Linked DNA regions of Homo sapiens: all the other regions are linked to region 4. A link is a loop called in an ENCODE intact Hi-C map of the cell type or tissue named here. Cell type or tissue: dorsolateral prefrontal cortex. All regions are shown on one strand.

Region 1 (8,000 bases), 1.3 Mb before region 4:
AAACTTGTTTAAGACATTGTCAATTGTCAAAGTTCAGCTTTATCTGTTTACAAGAGACATACCTAAAACATAAGGATGGTGAAAGAATTAAAGTAATTAAAAAACCATAATAGGCAAATAACTAGCCAAAATAGATTTTAAGAAAAACATACTTGTATGTATGTATGTAATACATATTACAGGGCCACTATATAATGATAAAAAATTAAGAATAAATAATTCTAAACTTATGTATACCTAATAACATAGGCTCAAATTATATAAATCACATATTTTCAGAATTATAAGAACATGATAAAGCTACAATGGAGAGTTTAATAGTATCTTATAGCTAAAATACAAAAGATATAGAAGATTTGAACAACAGAATTAATAAACTTAATCTAGTATATACAAAAATTGACCTCATGTGGCTCGCAACTCTCAAATAGCAACTCAAATAACTTCACTGTCAGGCAGACTGTATTTTCTGATCGGAATACAATTGACTTAGAAATCTGTAACAATGTGACTGACAGCTTTCATACATTTTGGAATTTAAAAAGCACACTTCTAAAGTAACTTGTGAATGGCAGAAGAAATCATAAGAAAGGTAGAAAATACTAGAACTGATTTATAATGTAAATATAATGTGTCAAAAATGATTTAAAGATGGGCTGGCTAGAAGACAGAGAGACGCCATCTTCTATGTGAGGGTTTTCAAGACCCACAGTGATTAAAGATGGACTTTTCTGGGCAGGACACCCTGCTGCCTGGAATGGATGTGTGGTGAGGAGGACCACAACTACTGTTTCCAGGCTGGGTTTGTAAACATGCAACAGTAATCAAGAGGTATGCTCTGCCTTGTGTGCTTACTCGATAAGTCCTGCAGCAGGCAGCCTGCTGGGGGGCAGGAGAACCAAGGGGGGCAGGATTCAGTCGGGATAACAATATGGGACTTCATACTATCTTGAAAGCTTACCCCTCCAATTCTTCCTGCTGGCTGGTAGTATTTCTGCTAAGAGAAAGGGAGGCCAGACTAGCAGTTAATCTGGAGGAGAATTTATAAATTGAATTATACATCTGAGACCCTGGGGCTGGATATAGAAGCAGAAAGTGATATTAGGTATGGCTTCACTTTTATCCTAGAAGAAATCCTTAACTGAGTTTAGTATTTGGAGAAAGGACCGGGCAAGGTGGCTCACACCTGTAATCCCAGCACTTTGGAAGGCTGAGGTGGGCGGATCACCTGAGGTCAGGAGTTTGAGACCAGCCTGGCCAACATGGCGAAACCTTGTCTCTATTAAAAATACAAAAATTAGCCAGGAGTGGTGGCACACGCCTGTAATCCTAGCTACTTGGGAGGCTGAGGCAGGAGAATTGCTTGAACTCAGGAGGCTAATGTTGCAGTGAGCCAAGATTGTACCACTGCACTCCAGCCTGGGCAACAGAGCCAGACTCCATCTGAAAACAAAAACAAAAACAATTTGGAGGAAGAAGCAGATTATAATATCCATGTATACAGACCCATTCTCTTCCACCTCAGAGGCAGCTTAGAGTCTGAACTAGAAAGTGCACTCCTCTAATATGCTTTCTGTGTGACAGAATGGGCTACCAGTGGGACTATGGCAGCAGTTTAGCCTCTCACTCCTGGCATTTCAAGGCTGCAGTGAGGGTGAGATAGAACCCAGCATTGGGGTGTTAGGAGATGGTCTTCACATTTGCTTCCTTTATGGAAAACATAAATCTTGTCCTCAGGCATGCTTTCCTGCTCATAGTCCAGAGCTGCCTGATGCCTCTGGAGGCCATCACTTGTGTTTACAGCAGTGTGCCTCCCTCAGTGTTCCTCTAGATTCTCTCATTTTCCTTGTGAGCCATGATGTGTAGCCAGGACTCTTGTGGGGAGGAGGATTAGGTGTGAATGTTGGCATGTCTCTGCCTGGGAAACTCCCCATTGCCTAGTTCTAAGATACATTAGAAGGGCAGATGGACCCAGCCAAGTTCACATGACAGCACCCCCAGAAGCAAAAGAGATAGTGATGGCTCTCAAATCTGTTATACCAGTGATTCCTTTCTTTCTTTCTTTCTTTTTTTTTTGAGACGGAGTTTCACTCTTGTCGCACAGGCTGGAGTGCAGTGGCGCGATCTCGGCTCACTGCGACCTCCGCCCCCTGGGTTTAAGCTATTCTCCTGTCTTGGCCTCCCAAGTAGCTGGGATTACAGGTGCCTGCCAGTAAAATGCCTGGCTAGTTTTTGTATTTTTAGTAGAGATGGGGTTTCACCATGTTGGCCAGGCTGGTCTCGAACTCCTGACCTCAGGTGATCTGCCTGCCTCGGCCTCCAAAAGTGCTGAGATTACAGGCATGAGCCACCATGCCCGGCCTGTTAGACCACTGATTTCTGAAGTTTAATGTAATCCATGTCTCCTGGGCTCCTGGGCCCTTTTCCCAGAGCTTGTAATTCAGTAAGTTGAAGTGCAGCTCAAGAATTTGCATTTCTGATGAGCTCCCAGCAGATGCAATGCTGCTGGTCTAAGGACTCTACTTTGATATTACTGTAGAAAGAGATGAAAGAGAAGCAGGAGGAGGAGAGGGGAGACACTGAAGTAGGAGATCCACTTTTTGGGGGGTGGGAGGCAGGTGATTCTATAAAAATTCCCAGCTTTCACCCTTCCCTGCCACCTAAAGATTCTTTTTGGTTTGTGGGCTCTGTTTCCTGCTCTCCCCTATACAACGAGGGGAACTGTTCCTTAGAATTTGGAGGGACAGAAAATGGAGACTGGGGGATGGAGAGAGAGCTGGGAAGGTGAGAGGAAAGGGAGAGGGAGGAAGGATAGGGGGCTCAGGGCCTAGTGATGCAGGAAGGTTTTCTGGGCAGCTTTGGGGAAATGTGCGAGAGTGGCTCTGGTGCATGGAGGGAGTAGATGGGAGAACAAAGAATTTCTTTGAGGGCCACAGCCCTCAGGATGCTGGGGGGATGACCTGAGGCAGCCCAAAGGTATTTGAGAAATTCAAGAAAGAATGCAAGTTATTTTGAAATTACTTTTTGATTGCTGAATGGCATGTCATACAGTATGACACTACTCTGACTCTGGTATTTGGTTCCACTAGGATCACAACAGCATGGCAGTTCTGATGCATCGTGTGTAGGAGGTAAGGGGAACCAAATGGGAGTCTCTCAGTCCTTATCCTTGTTAAGGCCCTCCCTATCTCTCATTGGGTCAACTGTTGGAATGGTTTCCTCCATACCCTGCCTTGAGGCCCTCCTCCCTCCAGTTTCTCCACACAATGGCTTCAGTGGCTTCTACTACAGAGTTCCTAGCCCCCTGGGAACCCAGTCTCTCCCACATTAGAACAGGCTTTCATTTCCCCTCCAAGTCTTTTTCAGTGGAGGGATTGTTGCAGGTTTTACTGTTTATTGATTTTAGCCAAAATACCCTTCAAGGCATCAAAGGCTTCACATTCCTTGCTTTCAATCAATGTTTCCCATGTTACATCCAGCCACATATTGGAGACACTCCACACCTGTTTCTACAACACTTACGTAAAGTTTTCCCACCTCACACCTTTGTGCATACTATTTCTGATGTCTGGAATGCTCTCCTTATCATCTCTGCTAATAAGATCAACCCATTCGTCAAGGTCTAGTTCAAATGCCTCCTGTTTTTTGAAACTTTTCTGATCATCCCTATTTCCCCCTTCCACCATGGAACTTTATTTGTACTTGCTTATACTATGAATTCTGCTTATATTGTAGTTATCTGTCCCCCTAGACCTGGGCTTTCCAATATGGTAGCCACTAATCGCATGTGGCTATTTAAAGTAACCAAAATGAAATAAAATTAAAAATCCAGTTCCTTGGTTTCACTATTCACATTCCAAGTGCTCAATAGGCCAAGGAGCTGGTGGTTACTGTATTGCACAACACCGATATAGAACATTTCCATCATCATAGAAAGTTCTATTGGACAATACTGGGCCCATGTATTATTCACCCACTCTTATGTCTATTGAATAAAAATGAGTCACAGTGAATTAATTAGGATTTTACTGATTGCTTTGTCATGCTTTCTGAGCCAGCACGGGGTTTATATTTTCAGTTGTTAAAAAGGCATATGGTACTACCTGTTCCTTGCTCTCTTTCTTGATAAGCTGTGCTCTCTTGAGGTGAAGCCCCACCTTTTCTTTCTGTGGATTTTCTTCATTTCAGAGTCTTTCTGAAAGTTGTTTGGTCTGTCATCTTCCTCCTTACGTGTGTCCCAGGTCACTTCCTAAGGCCTAACCCCTGAACAGCATTTCTTATTAATGAAGCATGCCTTGGAAGGAAAGAGCAGAGGCCTGGGTCCCTCAGGGTTACATTGCTACTCAGACAGACCCTCATGCCTGCAGGGGGCAAAAGACACAGACACAAGGACACTCATGACAATTAGCAATGGCATTTTGAGGTATACTTTCTCATTAACCTCTTGCAAAATCAATTGTCTAAGAGGTTTCTGGGAAGGAAAGCCCAAGGCCAGAGTGGCCACGAGAGGGCACCAGTGTACCTTAAACAGCCTTTACCTCCAAAATCCTCAGGAAGGTTTCCCTGTGTTGCAAGGGAGGGACATGATGAATACACATCGGAAAAGAATAGAAAAAAAAATCATCATATTGTTATATCTAACTGTAAGTCCTGATTACCATATATTTATGCATCCAAGGCCTCCTTAAATATAGAAATCACAAGAACATTAAGACAATAATAGGCAGACGAGGGATTAGATTGAAAATACTTCAAATAAGGTTGTGAATAGGTCAGCAGACTTTAAAACAGAATAAACCTCACTTTGAAGCAAGGTAGCTATGGAAACATTACCAAAATTATTCTGTTACTTCATGGCTACAGTGGTTTCTGCAGCCTGGAAATGCTGTCAAGGGAGGCCAGAATATTATTTTCTTATAAATAATACAACACAGGATCCTATATGGAAAGTTGCAAGAAATTAGATTTCAGAGGTAGAGATGTTTCAACAAAAATACCCAACAGCTTTAATTTGGTTTCTGATAACTTGGCTCTGAGCTTGCAGTTGTTAAGTTTTTCTCTATTTCTGTTTTCTGTTGCAGAAAGGGAGCCAGTGAGGGATTTATTTTCATGTCTCTGGATGTATTATATCCACACATATGCATACACCTTGAGCATGGCTGATAGAAGTCACTTGTTTGCCCCAGGAATGATCCTTGTGAGGGCAGGTAACCTATAATCAAGACTTAAATAAGAGGCTTGCTTTCTTGTGGGGAATAGGCCTGGAGCTTTGCTGCCTAAGGTGACAGGGTTCTGTTGCTGACCCTCGGAAACCATAGACCAACTGCCTATGCCTGCAAGCTTCCCAGAACCCCCCTAATAAGCATATAAGGATTGTGTACACGACTGCTCCCTGATCATACTGACCATGTAGGTGGAGATGTGGGTAAATGAATTAATTAGGTTTATTTAAGAGGGGTAGGTGTTTGGTAAGCAAAGTAAACATGGTATAAACCTGGGAGTTATGATAAATGTCATGCTGGTGGGTGTTAGAGGTTGAGGGTGGTTTTGATGCTATTATAAAGTCATTCAGACAGGGACCCAAAATGCCTCCATCCTGGCCTGACAGTACCTCTTTTCCCCATGGAGTTTTCAAGGGAGCTGTATACCCAAGGGACAATAACAAATTGGGAATCATATACACAACATGTCAATGCAGTGTCCTCTGGTCAGAGACTGAGTTGTCCATGTGCCTAAGATCTCATGAATAGGAAATGGGATTTCCTAGCTTCCCCAAACCTAAATATTGGAATATCATCTCTACCAGGGTGGCCATATGGAGAAAGACAATCAGAGGGGTGGGAGTGGGTAGCCATATGCACAGAATACATGGAGTAAGAAGAATGGAAAAGAGCAAAGTAGCCCTGCCTTTTATTGAAAAAGAAAGAACAGGGCTCATCCAATGTCCTGAGGGTGGAGATGGGTAGGAATTTAGTACAGTCAGACCTATTCTAAGGAAAGAGACCTTATGCTCCTCCTTGCCCAGAGAAGTGGATCTAATACCTTAGTGAGCATCAGAATCTCCTGGAGGGCTTAATGAGACACATGCTGCTGGGTCCCACCCCAGAGTTTCTGATACAGTAGGTCTGGAGAGGGGCCAGAGAGTTTGCTAACAAGTTCCTGAGGATGCTGATGCCCTTGATTCGGGGACCATACTTTGGGACCACCACAGCTCTAGAACATTGTAAGTGGTTTAAGTAAAGTATCAACAATGTAGGCGTGATACGGATTTAGAGTCTGTCCCTGAAACAAACCCAACAAAGGGCTCATTACTCTTTTTTAAAAAATTGGGAGGTAATTCACACACCATTTGTATATCTTCTTTGGAGAAGTGTTTATTCAAATCCTTTGCCTATTTAAAAATTGGGTTATTATCCTTTTTATTGTTGAGTTTTAAGTGCTCTTTATTCTAGGTATAAGTCCCTTATCAAAGAAAAGATTTGCAAATATTTCTGCCATTATGTGTGGGTTATCTTCTCGCTTTCTTGATGGTGTTTCTTGAAGAGCTAAGGTTAAAATTTTGGTGAAGTCTAGTTTATTTCTTCTTTTATCACTTATGCCTTTGGTATTGCATCTAAGAAAGCATTGCCCAACCCAATGTCACCTATGTCACAAAGATTTCCCTTTCTTTCCTTCTTTTTCTTTCTTTCTTCCTTTTTCTTTCTCTCTTTCTTCCTTCCTTCCTCTTTCTTTCCTTCCTTCCTTCCTTCTTTCCTTTCTTTCCTTCTTTCTCTTTCTTTCTCTCTTCCCCTTCCTTCCTTACTTTCTCCCTCCCTCCCTTCCTCCCTCCCTCCCTTCCCTCTTGCCTCCCTCCCTTCTTTTCTTTTCTTTCTTTCTTTCTTTCTTTCTTTCTTTCTTTCTTTCTTTCTTTCCTTCTTTCTCTCTCTCTGTCTCTCTTTCTTTCTTTCTTTCTCTCCTTCCTTCCTTTTATTTCCCTTTCTTTCCCATTCTCTCTTTTCTTTTCTTTCTTGTCTTACTCTGGTCTCCCACAGGCCGTAGTGCAGTGGTACAATCATGGCTCACTGCAGCTTTGACCTCCTTGGCTCAAGTGATCCTCCCACCTCAGCCTCCCAGATAGCTGAGACTACAGGCACGTGCCACCACGCCCAGCTTTTTTTTTGTATTTTCAGTAGAAACAGTGTTTCATCATGTCATGTTTACCAGGCTGGTCTTGAACTCTTGGACTCAAGCAATCTGCCCGCCTCAGCCTCCCAAAGTGCTGGCATTACAGGCATAAGCCACCATGCTTGGACAACAGAGATTTATTTATTTTAAGAATTTTGTAGTTTTAGCTTTTACATTGATTTCTAGAAGCAATTTGGAGTTAATTTTTGTGTATAGTGTAAGGAAGAGGTCTAGCTTTATTCTTTCGCATATGGATATCCAGTTGTCACTCATTACCCCTTAAAAAGGGAAGAAAAAACTAGAGCAACAAAACAGTTTCCTTTTTTGGTGAGAACTTTTTGAATATTAGTGTGGTTTGAACAGTATTTATTTTTGTGGCTTTGTTTATACCCAATAAAATACACTCATTCATCCAGGAAATATAGCGCATCTAACTTGTGCCACATATGTCTAAGTTGATGGCGATAACAGCAATTAAGTCCTTGCCTACATGTAGGTTACAAGCTAGTGAGAAAAATGGGCATAAGAAAATAAATGAACAAAAGTGTAATGTACAATAGTAGTGATAAGTATTATGAAGAAAAAGCAGAGTAAAAGGGTAAAGGTGATGTGGGGGCTAGGAACAGGATACTATTTTACATTGGATAAGAAAGTTAGGAAGTGTCTCTCTAAAGTGGCTGCATTTGTTTGGTACCTGAATTAAATAAAAGGGCAAGCCATGTTAGTATCTGGAGGAAGAGTTTTCCAGACAGAGAGAACAGATGCAAATATCATGATGTAGAAGTGTGGTTGGATTCTTCTGGGAAGAGTAGGCAAGGCAGTGAAGCTAGAATGTG
Region 2 (8,000 bases), 640 kb before region 4:
AAGCACCTTCATTCTGGCCATGTGATGATGGCTGTAAATGACAATGACCAGGTTTGAATTGTATGGAAAGATATGGCCTAAGGTTGGAGGCATAGGGTGTCCTACTGAGCAGAGTTGAAAACAGAAGTGAATTCTGGGCTCCTTTCATTGGTCCACAAGAGGATGAGATAAGTGGCTATTGAGAAGATTGAAGATTAGAATGAAATCAGATGGCATTTCCAGAGAGAAGTAAAAGTAAAGCTCTGGGGGCAAGGAGACCAGTCTAGGCAACTGTTACCCAGAGCTCTCTGCTGTCTCATTTTGAAAGTTCAGCAACAACTCTTTTGGCCATTGCAAAGGCCAGTGTAAGCAAACGTCCTGGGATCTAATTAAAGAGGCAGGGAGGAGGTGTGGTGAGGGGTTGCCTTTATTCACCTGTACTGAGAAATGGTAGGTACACAGGTTCTGTAGGGATCAGGTGCAGGTAGTCTGACCCCAGGTGCTCTCTGGGACTGGGTGGAGTGACTAGAACGCCTCTGGGAAGTGGGCAGAGCCCCTCCTGTTGCCCTTGTATTTTCAGGGCCTGCTCCCGGCTGCCCCCAGACATGTATTTCCCATTAGTGAGTCAGGCTGTGGGTAGTGCCTAGTCGACCTTGCACTGGGGAGAGGGAAGTGGAGGAACTCAGAGCAGTGGAGAAACCAGGGCAGAGTGGGTTAAGTCAAGCTCTGATGTTTCAATAAGACTGCAGCTCCTCTCCACAGACACTGCCACTCTCATTATCTCTGTCAATCAGATCCAAGCAGCAGAACTTCCAAGTTGCTCTCTCTGGCTGACAAACTCTCTGTACATGTTCAAAGACCTTCCTGTGCTCTGGAAGCCTAATTACCGGCACTCCAACTTGCCTCTGCAATTCTCTTCCTTAAAACCTTTCAATTGTCATCTGTAAAATCCTTTACCACCACCAACTTGGTGGTTTCTGATGAGTGAGGCTTCAGCCCGGCAGCTGGGAGCCCCTCCTGGCTCTCTCCCAGGCCAGGTTGTAAGAAGCTTTCTGAATGGGCATGAAGTCACCTCTTGCCTCCCACGAGGAGCAAAACTGCACTTGAGACAATGCTTAGGGGCTTTATTTTGAAGGAGCACGCAAAATTAGAATAAACTGCTACTCTACAGATGTTCTTATTCCCTCTGAGACCCATCTCAAACGTCAAATATCCAGGAAGTCTTCCCTTACCTCCTCCACTCAAATGTTCTCAAAGCCCCATGTTTATGCCACCGGACTGTAAAACCTTCTAGAATCAGCAAGCACAGTGTTTAGTCACAACTAGCATACACTGATTGTGTGTTAAATGAATAACTTGGGAATTCTGGAAGTCTAATATCAGAAATTTTGTTTTCAGCATTGACAGAAAATATCTTGAATGTGAAATCTTGCTTGTCAGACAGTTTTGTAATTCATTCTGTAAGTGCTGAATTGTTCTTAGTCAGATTAAGGTCTTGGGCAGGATAAGATGGGTCTGATTTTTCTTTTCTTTTCTTTTCTTTTTTTTTTTTTTTTTTTTGAGACAGGGTCCCGCTCTGTCACCCAGGCTGGAATGCAGTGGCGCGATCTTGGCTCACTGCAACCTCTGCCTCCAAGCTCAAGCAATTTTCGTGCCTCAGTCTCCCGAGTAGCTGAGATTACAGGCATGTGCCACCATACCTGGCTAATTTGTATTTTTAGCAGAGACAAAGTTGTACCACATTGACCATGCTGGTCTCAAAGTCCTGGTCTCAAGCAATCCACCTGCCTCCACCTTCCAAGGTGCTGGGACTACAAGCATGAGCCACTGCGCCCTGCTGGGTCTGCTTTTTCTACTAACATGTTATACTTATTTAGCAGCTGGTATAGACAGAACCAGGGTGCAGCTGATTTCATAAAAGCAGGCTTTGCACTAACTCCACCGCTTACTGATTTGATGTGCTTCAGGAGCAGAGGCAAGGTGTTGCTAATCCCAGATAATAGAGGACCTAGACACCAGCCATAGTTGACTTCAGGACCCGGTTAATGGTGCAGCCATTTCACCCACTCCAGGCTGGAGCCACTCTGCCCATAGCAACAGGGAGTACTGTCATAGAAGTACCCCAGCTCCTCTTTCCACAGTCTCTCTGGGAAGTTGCCACCTTTCTCAATCTTCCGAGCAGCTGCCATGGCACTAAACCTTTCACAGGATAGAAGGCTTGCTGACTCCATAGCTGACAAGTTCCTCAGTGTCCACCCTAGCACAGAGGGGGTTACAGTGTGGCTGGCTGCCAGTGGACTCAGATCTGAACTGGGGACCATTCTTTCTCTTTTAGCTGTCAGTTGGGAAGGATAAAAACTGCCCCCTCCCAAAGTGATGGGAAGGGCAAGCAGAGAACATAGGTATGCAGCTTTGCAAATTGTAATCCTCTCAGCTCCAACGGGAGGGTATGTATGCAAAACACAAAAGAGGCCTGGTCCCTGGAGAGGGTGAGAGGCAGTGTTGAAATTCAGGCAGGACTTTTCATTGGAGACTTATCAAAGCAAATCATCCGAAAAAGGCTTCCTCACCTTTTAGTAAGTATGGAGCAAAGGTTCTCATGTGGAACATTCCAAAAAGCCTCTATTTAAAGCATGTTAGATGACCCATCTCTTCCTTTCTCACCCTTTTCCCTTGAGGGCATCCTGGGGGAGTGTTGACCTCCCCACAGACAGGGACCCTCTCCTGTGGCCCATCTGAAGCTGCCCAGCTTTGGAAAGCTTTCCACCTCTTCCTTCACTGATAGGTGATATGGGATCATAGAAGAGTGAATTCTCAAGGAAGAAGGGCCCTTTCCAATTACTCTCTTTAAAGCTAAGAGGTACAAGTCCCACACAGAAACTGCGACTGGCTCAATGGAGCATAGCCGTCAGAGGCAGAGCAGGATGGGAACCCAGGCCCTGGCCCCCAGTCCAGTGCCTCCTTCCCCTCTGTCGTTCACAGGGAAGGAAAACACAGAACCTGAACACTTAGAAGCAGGGTAGACTTTACTGCTTAATTTGGGGCTGATCTATTCATGGTCCTCAGCCATTTGGAAACAGCCCATTGTCTCTTGGGTTGGAGACTGTGGCCTTGGCACCTCTACAGGCTTTGTGGTTATAGGGCCTTTCACACCTCCATGCTGGGCTCTTTGATTAGTTCCAACATCCATGCTAAGGGTGTCCCTGTATCCCCTACCCTGAACACTGCAGGTTCAGATTATGAGGCCGTGAGCTGAAAACAGGAGGAATTGGTATGCTACTGCCTTTGGGATCCCTTCAATGGGGGTTTGTGGTGACCAAGTGCTGCTGACACTCACATCTTGGTTGGACATATCCCAATAGGGTCTCTCTCCAAATGACATGACTTCCCACATGACGATCCCATAGCTCCAAACGTCGCTGGCTGAAGTGAACTTGCGGTAGGCGATGGCCTCTGGAGCTGTCCATCTCACAGGGATCTTCCCTCCCTGAAAGAAGGAGAAACCGTGGTCAGCCCAACAATCAGGTTTCTGATTGAAGGCAGGCAATAAAAAACTTGGCATGCACATTCTTCCAAACTCTCACTCCCATATCTTGTGAATTATGACAGACAGGCTATTCTTGCTTCGTGCACAAGCTATGTTGCTGTGCCTAGTTAGAGAAGCTCAAGGTGACCAGCATGCCTGTGCTGGCTTCTAGCCTCATGTGGATATGCCACATGTGCCCTGGTTCCCTCTATGTGGGTTCCAATGTTGCTGCAGGGGAGGTGGGTGGGAGGAGAGAGTGTAACTGTCATAAAACTCACTGGAACTACCTGAGATTGGCTACATGAGAAACAAGTTATGGTTTTCTTTGCTCCCTGGCAATGTAAAAGCTAACACATTTGGGTCAGAAGGAATTGCAATGGTACAAAAGGAAAGAAGAGTGATGAAGCATGCCTCCTGGAGAGCCCTGCCACTACAAGGTCATGCTATGCTGCCCTCTGCCCCATTTTTGTTGCATTCCACCTCTGGGGGGCAGGTTTCCCTAACTCTGTAGCATGCAGATAGCCCTGAGCTTCATGAGGGTTGAATGGTCCCAGTGCTGTGGTCTTTCTACATGCTGGCTGTCCTGCCAGCCCTTCAGTGGAGGTCAAGATTCCAGAGTCTAGAGATGCTCTTTTCTACAGGGCCACTCTTAGGCTTGTTTCTCCTTCTTGCCTCCAATCCCACACTGGAAGTTTCTAAATTGGCTCTCTGCTTGGCCCTCAGCTTGTCTGCCAGACCTTAGCCAGTTTTGTTTACCTAAGGGATTCACATCTATCCACTCATTCATCCATCCCATCAACAAATAGGCAATAAGCACCACTTTGTGCCAGGTCCTGCTGAGAAGCTGATGTCCCAGAAATAAGCCAGTGTCCCTGCCCTCAAGCTGAACAGGACAGTGGGGAGACAGACAAGAAAACAAAAACTTAAAATATATTGTTAAAAACATTGAAAAGTGAGGGAAGGTGAAGATGAGAGTGGGTACAAGGTGTTCTGAAAACCAGAGGAGACTCCCCAACACAGGGAAGGGTCAGGGAAGGCAGGCAGGAGCTGTTAGAGAAGCAGTTTCTGGTGGTGGTTAAGAACTCCTGGAGCCTTTGTCTGGGTTTGGATACCAGTACTGCCTCTTTCTACCTGTGCGGCGGGGGCAAGTAACCTACCTCTCTGTGCCTCAGTTTCTCATCAGCACCTACACAGCCCAGTGTTAACTATTATTTTCACTATGCTCAGCCCTAGAGAACAAGTAGAAGTTAACCAGGCAAAGTGACTGGAGGAGGGAAGTCCAGGCAGAGAGCAGCTTTCTCAACGGCCAGGGATAAGAGAGAGGCTGGGACATACAAGCAATCCACAATGGCTGAAGCAGGGAGTTCCTGAAGGAGAAGTAATGGGAGGTGAGCATAGAGCAGACAGCTGGCATGGCCTGTGCTGTCCAGCATCAGTGCCAATTACAGCTGTTAAACAGGGTTCTTGCCAAGGCTGTCCTCAAAAGCTCATCACTCCCTATAGCAAATATGACCCCCCTTTTCAGTTTTTCATGCCAAATGCCAGGATTTCACCCTTTCATGCTTTTTTCCATGCTTAGGCTCTGTCTCTCTCCATACTACGTGGAACATGAAGCCACTGGCTGCAGCAGTAACAGCACAGAGCAGGGACGGCAGCTCCCTCACTCCCCTCCTCATTTACTTCATGCCTCCACTGAAAGAGGATATTTTTATACTGCCCATTCTTACAATCTGCTCAAGTCACCAAAGATACATGGTTGACGTTAGCAAAAATACTGTAAAAATGTAAAAATGGTTAACCCGAGCTAGGCAGAAAAAAAAAAGGAGCAAACAGCAAAGTGTATTTTTATCTGGTTTCCTATCTGGAGCCTGGGAGGAATAAAGGCAACCAGGCTGGACCTCCCCAGGCACACATCCCACTTTCTGCAAAGAAGACAGTCCTAATTTCCCCTGAGGATGGTGGCAGGCTTTTGTGGTGGGGGAGATGTCCTCAGCTCAAATGCCAGCTACACGACAAATGCCTGGAGGGCATGCTTAGGCTGTGGCTGCAGCCAGACTCTCTGTTCTCATCATCCCCCAGAACATGAATGAATTTACTGGTTTTATCAACATGTTCCCCACGGCTGGGAAGAGAGGTGAAGAATTCATCCAGTGAAGCAGCAGCTACCAAACACCTGGAGGTCAATGTCTGATAGTGCAGAGACCCCAAGTTGTGTGTTGCCATTAGGGAAGGTGCTGTTGTCACACCTCGAGATGGCCTGGGCTCCCCCAGAAAAGAGGGGCTTTGGTTTTCTCAAAATACCTGGGTTAAGTGAGGTAGGAGAGAATTGGAGTTTAATTAGTATACTGTGTGTGTGTGTGAGAGAGAGAGAGAGACAGAGACAGAGAACCAGATTGTGTGTGAGAATGTATCAATCTGTGTGTGAGAGTGGGAGACAGAGAAAACTTGGCAGTGTAGGTCTCTGAGTAAAAGAGAGTTAGGGCTTGCTTATCTTTTGTGTGTGTTTGTGTCAGAGAGAGGAGGGGAGATGACAGTGTGGCTCTTCTGAATTTCAAAGAGGTGATTTGGGAGTCTGAGAGTGTCCTCCTCTGCCAAGTCTGGAGCAAACCCCAGGGGCTGTCAGTGACAGCTGTGGAGCCGCTCCCTCCTGCCTGGAAAGTGGCAGTGCCTGGCCCACGGCAAGGAGCCTACAGCCCTCCTGCCACCTTGCACTGTTGGGCCTCACTGAACACTGAGCTTGGGCTGTCACCGCCGCCCCCCTCCATCCCAGCAGGTGGCTGAGCCTTTGAGAAGAGCCCCTGGACAGGCAGGTGACAGCTTGTCATGGCAGGCTCTCCTGCTCAGCTGAAGAGAAGGGGGACACTGACTTGGGAGGCAGAACAAAAGGAAATGCAAAGTCAGGGGAGCACAAGAGTGGGCACTTTGTTTCCTAGGAATTTTAAACCTTCCTTCCATCTTTTCAAACATCATTGTCAATGTTGCCTTCTGGTGCTCAGAGGTAATCATGGTGATGATTATTGATATAATCAATATCAATATCAATTATTGACATAATTAATATCATCAAGTGATGATTATAACTTGTCTTCAATTATGTGAAAGGAAATCTATTAATTTAGAGGATGGTGACCAGCCCTGTGGAGGGAAGCAGAAGAAAAGGAAGTGGAACCCTGCTGCAGCAGGCAGGGTTCTGCCAGCCAGGCGGTCCTGCTGCTGCTGCATGAGGAGCTTGGACCAGACACCAGGGCCAACACAGCCATGTGACTTTAAAGTGCCCTAAGAGCCCCCAGCTCCCCAGTGCAGGTATGAGGAAGGGGCATAGAGGAGTGCTTGCTCCATTGGGTGGTGAGGAATATCAGGGAAAAATTCTCAGGGCAGTGAAGAATGCATGGGGCTCACTGGAAAGGAATCTGCATTCATACGGACACAGAAGTGCTGACACTGGGCTTGGGGAGAGCACTGTCCCTGGCAGGGGTTTCTACAAGGTACCAGATGACTTGCTTCCCTGGGGGATGCTAAGGGTATGGGTCTGCTTTCTGCAGGGACTGGGTTTCCCTAGAGCTGCCGCAGGGGTCACTGTTGGAGCATGGGGGAGGGAGAAGAGAAGAAGAGGAAGAGGCAGCTCACTGTCATTAGGGGTCTGAGTTCCCTTCAAGACTTCATACACACCTTCCACACAGAGCTTTGCATTGAATAGTTGTGTTGCCAAGAATTCTTCAAATGTTTGAAAACCACTGCTTCAGAAAAATTATGTCTTAACTCAGATATACGATAAATTTAAGATTTTGTGTCTGTCTGTGTGTGTGTGTGTGTGTGTGTGTGTGTGTGTGTAGAATTTGGTGAACTACGAGAAGATATCTGGCAGCGAATTAATCCTAACCCTGTCATCCTCAAGGTCATCTGCTGACCCACATCCACACCTGCCAGCAGGTGTGATGCCAACAGGTAGAAGCTCTTGGTGTAGAGGCACTTTAGTCCCTCAGCTTCAGACAGTCTGCAGCAAGCATCTATGCAGCACCCATTCTGTCCTCAGTACCCTGCTGGGGACATGGTAATGATGAGCCTCAGCCCTACTCTCAATGGGCAATGGATGTCCCTAACACCATCCAGCCAGCACACTGTCTTGCCACGGTGAGGTTACAGAAGTACAACACATAGCTTTGGTTCTAGAGCCCACCCAAGTATGAAGTTTTCCAGGCCAAAGTCCAGGCATATGACTGATTCCTTTTGCTAATTGCTTATTGTTGAGAAGCCCAGAGGGTAGCACTTCTATGTGTCTGGGCATTGCTACAGCACTTTTCTCCACCATCTTGTGTGAGACAAAATCTCAATGGGATTATGGCAGAAATCCAGCCACTCATGAATACTGAGTATTGTGTTCATGGACTTGTTCACCAAATATTTCTGTTGTGCAGCATGAGAGGATCCCCTTGAAGTTTGGAAGTGATAGGTTCATGGCCGAGTGTATCATGAAATGGCTCTGAATTTCGTAATG
Region 3 (8,000 bases), 900 kb before region 4:
CTATAGTTTTTGATTCAACTTAAGTTTTCCAGCCTGCTTTCAGATAAAACCAGTTTTCTATAATTCAAATTTTAAAGTTAAAGTGATTCTCAACTGGGTTTTATTTTTTAAATAAACTTTATTGGGGAATAAGCTATATACAATAAAATTAACATATTTTAGGTGATTATTTTAATGAGTTTTGAAAGGTGAACATACCTGCTTAACCGCATTCAAGATATAGAACACTTCTATGACCCTATGAAGTTCCTTTCAATGAATTTTTAATGTGCAATTATGAGAATTCAGTTGAACTCTATGCATTGCCCTTTGAGCTCAGAAAAGGAGCCCAGTGACTGAGCTGCCTCCCATTGGTGGGTTGGCGTTACCCTGTTTTCCGCATTGCCCAGGTAGAGAAACACATGTGTAACTCCTTGCAGATTTTACAGGCTCTCTTGATGTATTTGTTACACAACGTTCTTGCCACAATAACTAATTGATACATGGTGCTTGATAGATATTGCCAGACTGCTTTCAAAAAGTTTCAAAAAATTGTTGTGTTTATATTTATACTGCACCAATAAAATATTATCTTTATTTTTAACTTCTGAAAATTTAATAGGGTAAATCATATTTTTGTTATCATTTTGTTTCTCAGACCCATGTCTGAATTTGTGAGGCACCTAGGAGCCATGCTGATATTATACATTAATGAATCTCATTTCCCTTCTGGTGGATGCACCAGAGGGAACCCTACATGGCAGCTGTTTGAACAAGAAGCCAAAAACACACTTTCACAGCAAATCATAAAGCCCCTGGGATTGTGTCATATTTAAACATATTACCTTGTTTCAAACATTCATTTATATTTTTGACTCCTTCTCCTCCATGTGCAATATTGTATTTTTAGTCCCACAGTTTTCTAGTGTTTGTCATGTGCCAGGCAGTGGGCTAGCCACATTAGGCACTGCATCCTGGAACAAGCAAAGCCACCTCTGTGCCGTTGCATCCCTCTTCTTGTTGTCCAGCTTCCTCCCACTCTATTGGCTACCAGTTCAGAATTCTCATTCTTGTGCTGTTCACTGTGTTGCTCTTTGCATCTCTCCTAGCCTATTAAGGACCTGGGGGCTTATACTCAAACAATGCCTCACCTTGCCCATTGAAATACAGCAGCAACAACGAGTCCTGCTGTGAGTGAGTAAGGCCGGGGTAAGAGGGGCAACCGACCCTTTCTTATCTCTGGATCCAGGTCCTATACCACACAATTGTTTTAACAGGCAAGGTTGGATATTTTTATATATTTTTATTTGCTAGTTAAGGCTTTCCTTATAGAAATTTTCTGTTTATGTCCCTTGCCTACTTATCTATTGAGGACTTTATTCTTTTATTTTTTAATCAATTTATATGAATTCTTTATGTAGCAAAGATATTAAACAATTTTTGCAATATTTCTGCAAAATTATTTCTCTGTCCAATATTTGCTTGTTTCCTTGGCTTTTGCTAGCCAGAAGATGTGTTTCCTGAGTGTTAGGTTTACTCCTATAAATAAGACGGACCATATTCAAATGTGTGTACCTTTCTCTTATCTTTACATAGCCTATAACATGTTTTCTCAGACAGTGTAAGTCTCACTCTGGAATGCTCAGATTAGCAGCCAAGGATGTATTCAGGGGGGAGGGAGAAATTGGATACTTCTGTGACAGGAATGGCTAGTGACATTTTCTCCCTGATGAGGTTCTATGTTCCACTCTTCCTTAATGCATTCTAAAATATTTATTGAGCATCTACTCTGTGCCAGGCATCACTGCCTTGTACATTCTAGGCCTTCGTTTAATGGCCACTGAGATTTAATTGAAGTTTGATGAGATGGATGCACTGTACACTATATCAGTAAAGTTGACTATAACCACGTTCTTAGAGTTATAGAGACTCTACAACTTTAGAGTCTGTAGAGATAATCTTGATTGAGCAAGACAGATATAGTTCCTCTCCTCCAGGGGTTCACAGAATATTGAAGAAGGCAGAGAAGTAAAAGAAAATTACAATAAAGTGTGGTAGGAGCTGTGATGGAGGACAGGGGGTGGGGACCTTGAAAATATATAGAGGGCACCTAGCTCAGATGTGAGGAACAAGGCAAAGCTTACTAGAGGTAGTGATATCCAAACAAAGACCTGGAGAATGTCTAAGAATGGCTGGGAGAACAAGATTGGAGATCAGAGTATTCTTGCAAAGGCACCAGCTCAAAAAACTCCTGAGGGTGAGAGAGAAAACTTGTGTCTTTGAGAATCCAAGGTGACAAAAAGCGAATCCTAGAGAAATGGGTTAAATATTATCATTATCAGCACTTGAATTATTTGACCCCCTTTCCTTTTGTTCCCCTACCCGTTTGTAAAATACACCACCATTATCATTTACTAATGAAAAGGGAGTTGGCCTGAAAATCAAGACACTTGGTTATTACTCCTTGTTCTGCCATAAAAGAGTTAGTTATGTGACTTTGGTGAGTTTAAGGTCCACTCTAGGCCTCTCTTCTGTTCTGTGAAAGCAGGGGACCAGGAAGAACAATGTCGCATACACATCACAGACAGTAGGCTGCATCTACTATCTTTGAGGCATAGTTGTTGAATGGCACTAGGGTCTGTCTTCTTCCCATTCATCATGTCTGTGTTGCTCAAGAAAGGCATCTAAACCTGAGGACAAATAGCCAGAGTCTAAGAAGAGGTGTTCCTATGCCCAGTGAACCAAATCCTCCAGCTAGAATCTGAACAGTCCCTACCCCCAACTCCATAAAACCTTACCCTGTGGGCTATTGATTTCCACAGACAGGAGTCAAGCCAATAAGTTAGAACTCCTGGAGGGCAGATAGGGACTGTTTGGGAGATTTTTCAGGCAGTACCTAATACATTAGGGGTCCTCAGTTAATATTCATTGAAGTTTCATTGAGGTTTGATGAGACAGATGAACCATACAATATGTCAATAAAGTTAAGTATTACCCTAACCACATTCTTAAAGTTATTAAAAATGTCAAGAGCAGGGTGATTTATTTCCTCATTCTATGGAAATATTGCAAAGAGAGTATGTATTAAAACGTGCAGAGCTTAAATAATAATGATTTATCTTTCTGACTCCATCTTGAGCTTAGTGTCAGTGACTGTTTCTGGTATCATCTGCCTCTTTCAGGTCTTTGGCCTTTTGACACCATTTTTAGCCCTAAGAGCAATGGGAGATTGCAGTACATGCTGGAGTTTAAGGAACTGGTGCAAATTCATTCCCCAGCCACCGCCTGTCTGTGGACGATCCCTAGCAGCTGCCAAAGTGTGACCTTTTACATTTGACATCATTGCCCCTGAGTAATAGGTACTTTAGCAGGGGAATGACAGAGCTCTGACCTTGAGCTGAAACCTGAAAAATGTGGTTCCTATTCTGACATAGTGTGTCTCCCAGGAGAGTTATAAGCAATAGCAACTGAGGGAACTCAGGAGGGAGAGGGAGTTAAGAGTTATTTGCTCTGGGAATTTGTGTTCATGTTGAATCCCTTGCAGCTGACTTGCAGCACAGCCTGCTGTGGAGCAGGGCTCCTGACAGGGCGAGCCTTGAGATTCTCCACCGTGGGTCTCAGCCACAGCTTCTCTAGGACACCAGGAGATACCGCCCCTCAGAGTATGTGCTTGTGTGTCTAAGATGCACATCCCTTAGGAGCTGGAATGGCACAAACAGCTTTGCACAGCTACAGCTAAGCACCATGTACCAAGAACCTCTTGTTAAAAAATAATTTTGATGCTTCGTAATAACTATGTGATTACAAACCCTGTGAAAAATGACAACGGTTAAAACAAAAACTAGCCTTGCAAGCTATGTGCAGCTTTGGCAAAGCATGTTCTCTTGAGTCCCCTCCCCAGCTGCTCAAGGGCACCCCTTCTTTCAGGATCTCCCCTCTGGACACGCTGCTGCCCAGGGCTTTGTGTACGCTGTACTCCAGCCTCCTGCCTTCCCCATAACCGGCCCAGCAATCGGTACCGTTCTCGGCCTCTCGGGGGCACCAGAGCTCTCTCATAGCAAGGTAGATGCTTCTTGAGACAAAAGACGGGGATTTTGGCTGCCAATTTGTCTTTAACATTGTGTAAGGTCTGTCTCTACACAGAGCAGGCCATATACAGACCCGAATCAGGGCGTGCATTGTTCTGGCTTTTCTGTTGCTGGGAGAGGGATAATGGTAGCACACGCCCTGAGGTGCAGGGGAGCTGGATTTTGGTGCCTTTTGCATCCGAGTCCACCTATGAGGGCGAGTGGCTGGAAGAACAGGTCCCTGGAGTCAGACCTCATAGGACAGGAGGCTTCTCTTCGCCCCTGCCTGATGCTTCATGGAGTCGCATTCAGCAGTGAAACAAAAGGTGCCAGAGAAACAAGGCAAGTGAAAGTGATAGGAGAAAACGGCAAAAGGAAAGGGGCAGGAAGAAAGAAAGAGAAAAAGGGATTGAAAGCTAGGAGCAAAATCAAGAATGAGACCAAGAAAAGCTAATGTATGGTGATTGTTCTTACCAGTGTTATGGATTTTGGAGCAAAACAAATTGTAGGAAGCAAACTTCCCCAAATGTGAGTACTTAATAAAAAAGAAAACAGAAGGATTGATAATGGAAATTAGGCTAATGAATAAACAAGCTGCTTAAAAAATAGGTTTCTCTCGCAGTCCGTTATTTTTAACTTAGTGGCAATTTGCATACTAGTTAATTTGCATATATTAAATACTGCTCCCCTTCTCCTTCCCACCTCCTCCACTTCAGAATAACATTTCATTACGGTGCTGCTGGGCCAGAGGACTCTGAGGCTCTGGAGAGTTTATTAATTTATCCAACACATGCTGTGTACATTTTTATCACTTGCCGCACAGTGGACCCGGTATCTTTGAAGTCATTAACAACACGAGGGGTGTTCTGCTCGAGGTATTCAAAAGAGAATGAGAAAAGCCAGCCTGCAATAACTGTACCAAAAAACAGGAAAAGATCGTGTATGGTTTATGTTCTTTCTAGGAATACAAAAATGAGCAAGGGATGACTCTCTCATCCGCATCAGAGAGCTTCTGTTTTGTTTATTTGTGTTTTTATTTATTTAAATTTTGAAGCAAAATGGAAATGATTCCCAGTGGGGTGCAGACATCCAAAAAAGCACTAGCCATGCATACTATTTCTCCTGCCTCTGCCCACACTGAAAGGCAGGCTAGAGAGTGTGGCTCTTGGGGGAACCTCCATTACTGCTGATGAGAATAATAAACCAACAGGTGAGGGCCACAAGCAGCCACTCTACTGTGGTCCTAGGGCTCTGCCTGCTGTCACTGCTGGGCGTCACGGGGACCATCCCTGGACTGCACCTCCTCCTTAGTGCGCTCTCCCAGGGCGCCCTCCCACCACTGTCTCTCTCCCTTGTAGCTTCGACCTACTACAATTTAGGGAACTACTAAATTGAGCTTCTACTGGCATACTTAAATGCCCTGTAGTGGGTCGTGCCACCTCCCATGGGAATAGAAGAAGGCTACCATTTCTAAGAAGGAGCTTTTAAAAAGTGACCACCTGCATTAATCCTGATGCCATTTTCTGATGCCATTTTCTAATGCCATCCTATCAGTTTAGCTATTTGTCCCTCTTTCTACTGTCCCAGGTGCTTAAGTTGAAGAGAAACCTGTGTATTTGTCTAGAGCTTGAAGTGTTTTCCCCAGATGCCAATGCAAATTAACAAATTTATTCAATCATTCATTCATCAAATATTTATTGAATGCCTACCATGTGCCAGACATTCTAGGCATGGGAAAAATGGAGCTTACATTCTCATGGGTGGAGACAGACAATAAACACATAAATGATAAAGTGATATTTTTCTAGAGTTAAAAACACTAAGAGGAAGGATAAGTAAGGTGTGGGGTAGCTAGTGACCTGAGCAAGGGAGCATTACTTTAGCTAAGCTCAGCAGGGATAGCATCTCTGAGGATGTGACATTTGAGCTATAACTAAGGAGAACTAGAAGTAGGCAGAGTTAATTCACGGTCTTGCGGCCATCTTTGTGCTTGGTTTGGTCCTAGTTGGGCTTTTAGTTCAGTGAATTTGCATTTAGCTGAAACAATCTGTCAGCCCCAATGTGTTCACCACCACTGATCCCAAGGTGAGTACTGGCTTGATGTTTCTGGCTTAGTGGAACAGCAGCTCTTTGGGCCCTTACACCATTCAGGTTACCTTTTGTGCAGAATGAGCAAGATTCAGACTTTGAATCTGAGAAGAAACTCCTCTGAAGGAGACAGTTATGTGCAATGGTTAAACCTGTCCGACAGCCTGGGTTGAATCTTACTAGGTTTGTGACTTTGGGTAAGTTACATTACCTCTCTGCAGTTTAGTTTCCCAACTTGTAAAGTGGATATAATAAACGTAGAGGACCTGGCATGTAATAAAGTCTCAATAAATGTGCCCAGGTTTTATTCTCCAGAACATGTAGACTTTCCTCCCTCCATCACCCTCAAGGATAAGGATTCTAGTCCATGAATGGAGGATGTGGAGACTTTTGATGTGTGATAGTAAGCATATACAAAGAAAAGAAAATCATCTAAGAGCAATTTCTAAGCCCCTTGTGTCTTGAATCAAGGAATCAGATAGCCTTGGGTTTGAAACCCACCTCCACCAGGTTATTAAAAATTTTGACTTCAAGCAAGTTACTTGATTATGACTCAGTTGCTCATTTGTAATATGGGGATAATCATAATGTCTACCTTATAATGCCATTACAAGGATTAATGATACAGTGTCTGTCAACCATAACACATAAATAAATGTTAGCTGCTATATTTAATATTATTTCACCTGCCTGGCCTGTGGCAATAAGTAGTTTGATCCTCTTGATTAACAAGCAATGCTTAAATTCTTCACATATTGTATTGATTTTTTTTTTTTTTTTTTTGCCAAATTACTCTCAAACTGGCTGCCACACTGCCATTTCAGTGTAGTTTTCTCCACCACCAATGCCTTTGTCCCTGCCTACGTCAATGTCTTCTTTCCCCAGGACAACTGCAATGGCCCTGGCTTGTCTCGCCACTTCTCCTCCTGCCCGCCTCCAAGTCCTTCACCACAAGGCAGGCAGAGGATCTTTGTAGAGTGTAAATCAGCCATCCAGTGGCTGTCATTCACTCCTCTAATAAAATTCAAACTCCTAACCCTGGCCTGCAGGCTTAATTGACCCTTCCCTTATATGTCCAACCTTAGCTCTTCTCACTTTCCTCCATGCCTGCTGTACTCTAGCCACACTGGCCTTTCTACCCTTAAACATGCCAAGCTTTTTCCTGCTTTAAGGTTTTCAGGCATGTTATTTCTTCTCCCAAAATGCCCTTTCTGTGCTGTGGTTGCTGGTATAATAGTGAGGGATTTCATTTGACTATGAATAACAGAACATTCTGATGACAGTACTTCCATATATACAGGGTTTTTTTCTTTTTCATTCAATTAGAAGTTTAAAGAGGTTGCCTTGGTCATTGGCTCAAAAATATGAGAGAAAAGATCCCTGTCTTTGCTTTTCCCTTTTGTTTGCAAGATGACTCCCATAGCACCAGCCATCTTATCCATATTTCAGATAAAAGAAGTTGCTGAAGAGAAGCAAGAAAGGGCAGTCCTTATATTAGGGAAGCAACACCTTCTCCGAAATTATAGCTTATACCTCAATGGCCAAAGCTGGGATATGCGTGTTTTAGTTAGGTACACTGTGCTGTGCACATAAGCAAAATAAGGAAGAAGTGAAATGTATTAGGCAAATGGTGGTGTCTGCCATAGCTGGCTTCTATTTTTTTGGGTTCAGGAAATGAGAGTGCATTTTCTTCTCAAAGAGGCCTTTTCTGAACATCTTGTCTAAGTAGTTTCGCTCCCTCTCATTATTCTCTGTCATAAGCCCTTTCTGTTTCCTTTGTAGTGCTTTTTATAATTGTTTAATTCTTTGTTTACTTGTTTGTCATATATCTTACCATAGGCACCATAAGGGCAGAGACTATGTCTG
Region 4 (8,000 bases):
GACCCATCTCTGCTGACCCTGACTTTCTCTCCTCAGTGAATGGGAAGGCCACGGTCACCATTGAGAGCTGCGCCCCGACGCTGTTCATGTTCATGCTCAATGGCAAGCAAGAGCATGGGCTGCTGAGCCTAAGGAAGAATGGGATGAAGTTGGAGGTGTACCCTCCAACCATGGGCACTCACAAGCTGCAGATCTTTGCCAAGGGCAACTCCGACATCTACAGCTCAGTGCTGGAGTACACGCTCAAGTGCAATTATGTGGACATGGGTGTCCAGCTGCCTGCTGAGCTTCACCAGCCCGTGGGCCCCAGCTGGTTCTCGGAGCAGATGGGCATCATGAAGCCCTCCCACCCTGACCCTATCATCCACACCAGCGACGGGCGCTGCTCCATCAGCTTCAGCGTGGAGGAGGGCATTAATGTCCTGGCTTCCCTCCACGGGGATGATGGCCCCATCACTGAGGAGACACAGCGGCGCTACATCTTCCAGCTGCACCGGGAGAAGCAGACCGAGCTGAAAGTCCAGCTGCCCCATGCAGGCAAGTTTGCCCTCAAGATCTTTGTCAAGAAGAGGCAGGAACCAGGAAACTACATCTTCGTCTTTAATTACCTTGTATGCTGTGCCAACACCAAGGTGAACTGGCCCATGTTCCCTGAGAGCTTTGGCAACTGGGGACAGGACAATGAGCTGCTGGAACCTCTGTCAGGTGTGCTTCCTGCCAACCGGAATGTCCCATTCAAATTGAAGCTGCATGGTATTGCCAAAGTCCTGGTGAAGGGGCAGGACACATGGCCCCTGACCCTGAACCACGAGGGCTACTGGGAGGGAAGCTGCAGCACAGCTGGCTGCCAGGAAGTCTATGTCATGGTGCTGGAGAATGCCAACCACAATTTCTACTCCTACATCCTGAAATACAAAGTGAATGCCCAGTGAGGGCTGTGCCCCGGTCTTACCCTCCCAAAGGGCCAAGGCCAGACCTCCCCAGGGAGGGCTCGAAGGAAGTGCAGGGAGCCCTGGACACCACTGAGTCTGCATGAAATCCCTTCTAGGCCTCTGCCTCAGTGTCCCACCTCTGCCACAGGAGCTGTGATCTTTGTGTTCTGAAGGCTTCACTCAGGTGTGGCTGTGACTGAGGGGGCAGAGGCAGTGGCTCTTTAGAAGGAAAAGGTGCTATGTAAATCTAAGGTATTGTAAACTGTACACCTGCATCCAGATGCCCCTTCTCGTATTAGTGCTGCTGCTGTTGTTGTTGCTGTAGGGTTGATGAGGGAAAGCAGGGATATTGCCCAGGTTGACAGCTTTTCACATGATGCTTAGAGAATTCTCTTCCATGCCCAAGGGGACATGATTTGCAAGGCTGGGTTGTCCTTGAATCACAGAGCCCCTTTCAAGCAATATCACCGTGCCTCTCGACAGCTCCGAGCCCCCAGGGAATCTTGGACTATCTTCTCCTCCCAGACCTGATCATCTTCTGCATCCTGCTGCCTCTTCATTAGCTACTTCTTGTTCTTCAAGAGCCCAAGAAAAAGGGTGTGGTGAGGAAGCCAGCTGACCCACAACTGGCTGGAAGCTGATCGTCTCCAACATCCCTAAGTATAGTCAGGAATGTGACAACCAGAAAGTTGTGAGGAGACTGCAAAGCAAAGAGCAGCCCATGCCCGCTGTGGCTGTGCAGGTGGGAGGGACACTGTCGGCAGAGCTGCAGCCTTGGTCTGAGGGTGTAAGACCTCCAGCTCTGCTCTGAGAGGAGTACACAGGGCAGGTAGTTCAGTCTAAGGCCTGGAGTGCCCTCCAGGCCCTCACAGAGCCTGGGCCTCAGGCCCCTGCCCCACCTCCACAGAGAGCCTCCAGAGGCTGGCCAGGCCCTTGGGGAGTCTTGTGGATAGCCCTGAATAAGGACCTGGGCGCAGATCAGGTGAGTAGTGCAGTGCGGCAATGCCGAGGAGACTCACACTTTAACAGGGCTCTGCCTGCCCCCAGTGTCTCTACCAGCAAAGCCAGGGCTGGGAAGAATTCCAGCTGCACGAGAGCAGCTTTTGTGCCTGTCTCGGAGAAAACATCCTATCCCGTCTCCTTTCCTCCCTTCTCTGAGAAGACAGCCCCCTCCAGTCTCACCTTGCATGGGGACAGCTCAGGGCTCCTTGCTTGCTCAGGCACAGACTGAGAGGCCTCAGCTGCCCAGCTGGCCCTCAGCAGCGCCTCAGGCTGCCGTTGCCATGGCAACGGAGGAAAGGCTGACTTCAGCGAGGGCAGATAAGAGGGAAAGGCGAGAGAGGCCCCACATGGCCACTGCAGAACCATCCTGGCACACAGACATGCTCCCTGCTGAACTCCCGGCTTCTCCAGCTCCGTGGCCCCTGGCTGTCTCAGTGCCCCCCAACCCCTGAGAGCCAGCACTGCCTGGCACCTCTCCCCACAGCCCCTCCACAGGCCTCCAGGCTCAACCACAGCCAGGGCCAGCTGGGACCCTCATAGCTTCCTCCGTGGCACTCACCCTCACATCCCTGTATCCAACAAATGCTCACAGAAGTACCAGATGCTTGGGCTACAGAGGTGAACCAAGGGGGCCCGGCCCCTGCCATCCAGAGTACAGGGTGAGGAAACTGCCAGGCAGCAGCAGCCTTCCCTGCCCAGGCCTGACTGAAGATCCAGGCTCCAGACACTTCTGTTCATTATCCCCCGGGATCCCTCCCCTAAAAGTCCCCACTGCCACCCAGCACGGTGGCCTAGCCCAGAACCAGCTCACAAGGGTGCCCATCATCCAACAGGCCGGCGGCCTCGAGCAAAAGGGGTGTCTCCCCTGGGGGGCTGAACTGTCCTGGGCAGGTCCTGCGCCCTCCGCAGTCTCTGCCACCGAGGCCACCCAGCCAGCCTCGTGTCACTCACACCTGAAAAATGCACAAAGGCCCCGGAGGCATAACAGCTATGCACCACCACAGGGAAACAAAGGGAGTTTTACACCCTGAAAACAGCCGTCTTGCACACTTCTGATTTTATGGGCTTAAAGAAATGTGTTTGTTTCATCAAAACAATAAGTGCCTTCGATGACGCATGTCACTCACTGGACCCCGCGCTGGCTGCCTCGCTTAGTCCTGCTGGAGACCCCCATACCTTTTCGATATGCAATATAATTAATCAATACATCCTGGAGCATTGCAGAGAATGCCACCCAGCAAAATAGGAGCTGTCCCCAGCACCAGAGAGGGAGGCCCCGCCCCTCAAAGCACCGCAGGGCATCAGCAAGCCCCTCCCTCTCGTTTAACTAGGCACCCCCTTTGTAAAGACAGCTGTAGGCGCAGTCAGAAAATCACCTGCATTTCTTTCCACTGAAGTAAAAATACATGAAATGAAATCTAATCTTCATGAATTTTTACACGCATGCTGCTCAGGGTAGACATTCGGAGTTGCATTTTGAAGGCTTTTCTTTAAATCCCCATCTTTGTTTCCCGGGCGACGAGTCCCAGTCGCCGGCGGAATGGCACGGGCGCCCCCAGGTGTCCGAAGTGCGGAGCTGCCGGCGCTGCACACCGCGAGGCTGATCTATCACCGGGCTTTTTCGCAGAACTTGAAAATGCTGTGGAAATGTTTATGTTAAAATCACTAGGTGCTTTCTCGTGGCTTCTCAGCGCTACCTTATGTGTACACGGAGGACATCTTTGTCACGCACAAGCTGTGAGGGCATCCTGGGGGACAACCTGGTGTGTTGAAAAGACAAGGGATGTGATGGGACTGTTTTGCCTGGAAATAACTTCTTGAAACAGAAGCACTTGACATAGGACTGGATGGAACAGCTGTGACTACACTCATTACTATACCATTGAAGGATTGGAACCGATCAAACTCAGAAAGTATCTGCTTGCAATTCTCAGGATGGCAGCCCCCAGGCCACAGGGCAGAAGGGAACCGAGGGTGGAGGAGTGGTGGGCAGAGGCACTACAACCACAACTTCAGTACACTTCTTTCCAGCTTGTTTCAGAAGTGCCATAGCTCAGCTGGACTCCATTTTCAATCTGATTATGATCATTGTGAGTTCCCCATATGTTACATTGTCCTACCAGGACAGCCTCCTCACTGCCTGCTAAGATTAAAAGTAAATAAATAGACTAACTGAAGCATGAAGGATTTCGGCTAGACATAAAGAACTATTTCCTGTTGTTAAGCAGGAGGGACAAGTTGCCAAGAAAGTTTGTGAAATCCTCTTCTCAAAGGACTTGAAAAGGAGAAAAGTTTTCCCAGTGGTCTGAGGTTTTAGATGCCATGTTCACTAGAAGGAGTGGGTTTTCTCCTCTCCAAACCAATTAATTCCTGAGATATCCTGGTCTGCCTGCAGCAAACAGAGGGTTAACAGCATCACTACATCATTTGCTATTGGCAAAATTTTCGAAGATGGTGTGCCTCTATTGCCCGCCTCAGTTTATCTTAGGTCTATAATTTCTTTTCATTTGGAGTAAGTAGTCGGCAATTGAAAGAGGTGATTACTTCTCATAATGTGTGCATTGAGTTGTGTGGGCCGGTGGCTGTTGAGTATGCTTTCTCCATGTTGTTGCTGGTGTTGTTTTTCAATAAAATTTATATTCATTTTTATCCAACAATGTAATTATCGATTCATTCTTATCATGTATCTCACAAGGTGGGAAATGGAGAGAAACAGGAAAAATGCTTTCATGTTCAAAGGAAGCCCTAGAAAAAAATCAATGTCCCAGCCAGTTGAATGCGACGGTGAGATGCGAATGGAATGTCAGGCAAATAGCTATTTCACATTAAAGAAAACATAATCAGGTTAGCTCCAGCCACTCTATGGTTCACATGCCTTTGAAGAACACGAAGGCACTGTTTCTTTCATTGAATCTTGTTTAACTTGAAAATTTTAAAGTCAATCCTAATTTATTTTTACAGTGGGAGAAAAAAAATTACCAAAAATGCCTATCAGCCTACTTTTCTTTTGAATGTATATAAATATGTACTTCTTGATATTCATATACATGCAGAAACTTTCCAGCCGGTCACCTAAGCAGATTATTCATAAACTAGACATTTAGAGAAATACAGAAAATGAAAAATCCAGACATTTCTGAGAAGCTGCTGTAACCATGGAGACCATTCTCGTAGCTGTAGTGTGAAGGACAAAAAGAACTTGTGTTCCCAAATCTGGCTTCGTCATGTCTCTCGCTGCTAGATCCACAAAAACGAGGCCCAGCATGCTTCTCCTTAGGAAGGAGACCCGGCAGCATATTAAGAGGAAGTCAGAAGAAACAGTCTTCCACACAAAAGAAGGAGTAGCTCTTGAGTTATTAGAACAGTCTGAAAATGCCATCCCCAAAGCTGGAGTGGATGACCTCCAATGTCCCTTCCAGTCCGGAGAGTTTGTGATGCCGTGTCTCTGTGAACAGATGCTGGCAGGCAGTGGGCCTGGGGTTGTCAGTTACAGAACATCTGAAGGGCCCTGCTGTGGAACATCTGAAGGGCCCTGCTGTGTTAAGAGCCTGCCCCTGGAGCCCCTGGCAGACTGCACTGCTGGCTCCTCTCTTGCCTGAGGGCAAGGGGCTGGAGAAAGCCCAGCAGAGGGACCAAAGGGGAAGAACAGCCTCTGACAGGATGCTGGTTCTGTCTGATTTTGCAAGCAGAACTAAAGGAAACTGAAAGTTAACGGGGATGTCCTCTTTGGGGTGTCCCACAGGCATCTCCGAGTCAAAAGATGCTAAACTGGAGTTACTTCTCTCCCTCAAATTACTCCCAACTCCTCCTGGGTCCCCAGTTCAGTAAATGCATCCCTATCCAACCAGATAACTAAGTTAGACTCATGGCAGTCACTGGTGATGAAACCCAGTCCCTTCTGGATGTGTCTCACCTCCCACCTGCTCTCCCAACTCCACCTTCTCTCCTTTCCCACGACCTGCTACAAACCAGGTCCTCATGATCTCAGCTATACTGTTTGTGTCTTATACTTTCCATGGGGAGATGAAGCCTCCCGGCCCTATTACTGTCCACAATGGCCTCCCATTCATATATTCTTATCACACTAGGACGATAGGGTTGTTAAGACAAGGTTTCCAAGAAATCCTTTCAGAACAATCTCACCATCTCTGGAAAGACATAATTGGTATTAGGCACTAGCGGGAAAGGCAGGTCTTCAACAAAAAACTGGTTTTTATAGGGAATCGGAAAGAAGCACTGTCTCCTTTTTCTCTAAAGAGACAAGGTGCCAAGGCCACCCAGTCAGCCTCGTGTCACTCATGCCCGAAAAATGCACAAAGGCCCCAGAGGCATAATAGTTATGCACCACCACAGGGAAACGAGGGGTGTTTTACACCCTGAAAACAGCCTTTTTGCACACCTTTGATTTTACGGGCTGAAAGAAATGTATTGTGTTTCATCAAAATAATAAGCACCTTCGATGATGCATGTCACTCGCTGGACCCCACACTGGCTGCCTCGGCCTACTTCACTACTGGGTGAGGGTATGCAGGGTGGCTCTTCGTACCACAGCCAGGCGGGGGACTCAATGGGGTGCAGAGGTGGAGCCCTACCTGCAGGTAAACAAGCTCCATCTTGAAGCCAGACTCTCCACATCCATGGCTTCCAGCTTATTTCCCTCCTGTCCTCCTGCACCAACAGCAGCACAGATCATATGTTCAGGTGGACCAGTTCTATTCCCAGGAGAACAGATGCTGAGACACAGTAGGAATGTAAACAGTGTGCTGGAGGCAATACCTGTGGAAGTTAAAAGGGAGGGGGGAAGCAGGATGAGTCAGAGAGAAGCTCAGACAATGGTGCAAGTCTGACCAAGTCCCAGCCAACCCAACAGGAAGTTCCAAAACAAAGATTTGTATTAGAAGAGTCTGGAGCTGTACAGAAATGGCCAGGCCCTAGAGAAACCATCATGCTCAGCCACTTGCTGGGGCTGCCTGGCAAGAGCTTGGCCTCAGTTCAAAAGCTCAGGCAGACCTTGAAGGTGCTAACACCTGGAGTCTCTCCGCGACCTGCACTCCTTGCAGAGAATCAGCAACTTCTTCCAGAAGGGAGACCTGTGCAGCACACACAAGTTAACTTGCCTATGCTATGGAGGGTTCAGGAAAGACTGGGTGAGGGTTCTGTGTGTGCAGTCAGCATACCCAAAGCCATCTGGGATCCAGCAATCACTGAAAAGTCTTCACAAGATGGTTTGTGGAAGGGACAGCGGCCTCTACATAGGAGAAATATGTACTCCAAGGGCCCACTTTCAAGGTGTTGTGGACTAATTTGATGAAAGGCAGCTTCTTTCTTATTTCTCCTTCTCTCCCTCTTGCCCCTGCCATCCAGGGAAGCCTCAACACAACAGCCAAGAGGATCGCTCCATGCTGCACTCTTACTTAAAACCGACCAATGGTTCCCCATTGCTCAGGGATGAGACTAGACCCCCACTCTGGCCTCACACTGCTTTCTCCACTTTGTCTCCCATCACTCTCCCTGAGAGCCCCTTAGAATCATCAACCATGTGACACCAGGCAGTCCATGTACCTCCCACCAGCGTGCTTTATACATGCTGTCCTTTCTAGCCAGGACGTCTTTTCCTGCCTGAGGAAGCCCTGCCTGGCCTTTGTGGATCAGGCCAGCCCACCACTCTGTCAGACCTTCCTAGTCCTCCCACTGCCCAAGCCATGGGGAATTATCTGCCTATCTTCCATGTTCATGTCACACTTTGTTGCTCATCTGTTAACCCAGAACCTTCTACAAGATTCTGGGATTCAGGAAGTACTTGGAGGTTCTGCCCCTAGGATGTGAATTCCTTGAATATATATGCTTTGGTTCTGCTCCTCGGCACACAGTAGGTGTTTGGTAAACGCTTGGCAAGTGTTTCACTGGGAAAACTAAGACAGACTAGGAAGACAGGGCCAGGAAAGTACTACTGCCTAGCAGTCCATAACCATCCACTGAGCATTTGTCAAAGCATGTTCCCATTTCACCAGGTCTAGCCCTTGTGTTTTTGCCCAACTCTGTATGCCACATACTGGACATTGAGGA

Evidence for each region. Hi-C counts contacts between places; a loop is a spot of excess contacts. Peaks named below come from ENCODE experiments on the same cell type or tissue, not always from the same donor. Only the 100,000 strongest peaks of a DNase experiment are listed, where the experiment ranks them.
Region 1: it touches region 4 in a loop (23-fold over the local background); 82 of 110 quality-filtered maps call a loop at or near these places.
Region 2: a loop joins it to region 4, with 2.5 times the contacts of the local background. A loop is called at or near these places in 2 of 110 quality-filtered maps.
Region 3: a loop joins it to region 4, with 3.0 times the contacts of the local background. A loop is called at or near these places in 37 of 110 quality-filtered maps.

The regions. Positions count from the first base shown.
Region 1 is chr3:135,891,813-135,899,812 of GRCh38, reverse strand. No RefSeq gene overlaps it. Among named protein-coding and RNA genes, the nearest start is that of PPP2R3A, 70 kb to the left of the region's middle. In dorsolateral prefrontal cortex, CTCF peaks have their summits at 4,309 and 4,513 (motif pointing right); a DNase peak (open chromatin) is centred at 4,502.
Region 2 is chr3:135,236,614-135,244,613 of GRCh38, reverse strand. It overlaps EPHB1 (EPH receptor B1), which reads right to left. Exons shown (of 16, transcript NM_004441.5): 13 at 3,317-3,466. Among named protein-coding and RNA genes, the nearest start is that of EPHB1, 450 kb to the right of the region's middle. In dorsolateral prefrontal cortex, a CTCF peak has its summit at 4,000; a DNase peak (open chromatin) is centred at 3,986.
Region 3 is chr3:135,500,055-135,508,054 of GRCh38, reverse strand. All of the region lies in intron 1 of LOC105374122 (a long non-coding RNA gene), which reads left to right. Among named protein-coding and RNA genes, the nearest start is that of PPP2R3A, 460 kb to the left of the region's middle. RefSeq lists a silencer at 4,134-4,428. In dorsolateral prefrontal cortex, CTCF peaks have their summits at 3,808 and 4,014 (motif pointing right); a DNase peak (open chromatin) is centred at 4,014; H3K4me3 peaks cover 1,001 bases; H3K27me3 peaks cover 443 bases.
Region 4 is chr3:134,596,511-134,604,510 of GRCh38, reverse strand. KY (kyphoscoliosis peptidase) reads left to right here. Exons shown (of 11, transcript NM_178554.6): 11 at 37-4,588. The coding sequence ends at 932. It also overlaps a transcript of CEP63 not described here. Among named protein-coding and RNA genes, the nearest start is that of KY, 51 kb to the left of the region's middle. RefSeq lists a silencer at 150-444. In dorsolateral prefrontal cortex, CTCF peaks have their summits at 2,176, 3,286 and 3,487 (motif pointing left); DNase peaks (open chromatin) are centred at 2,200, 3,130, 3,480, 5,340 and 1 weaker place; H3K4me3 peaks cover 1,067 bases; H3K27ac peaks cover 4,227 bases.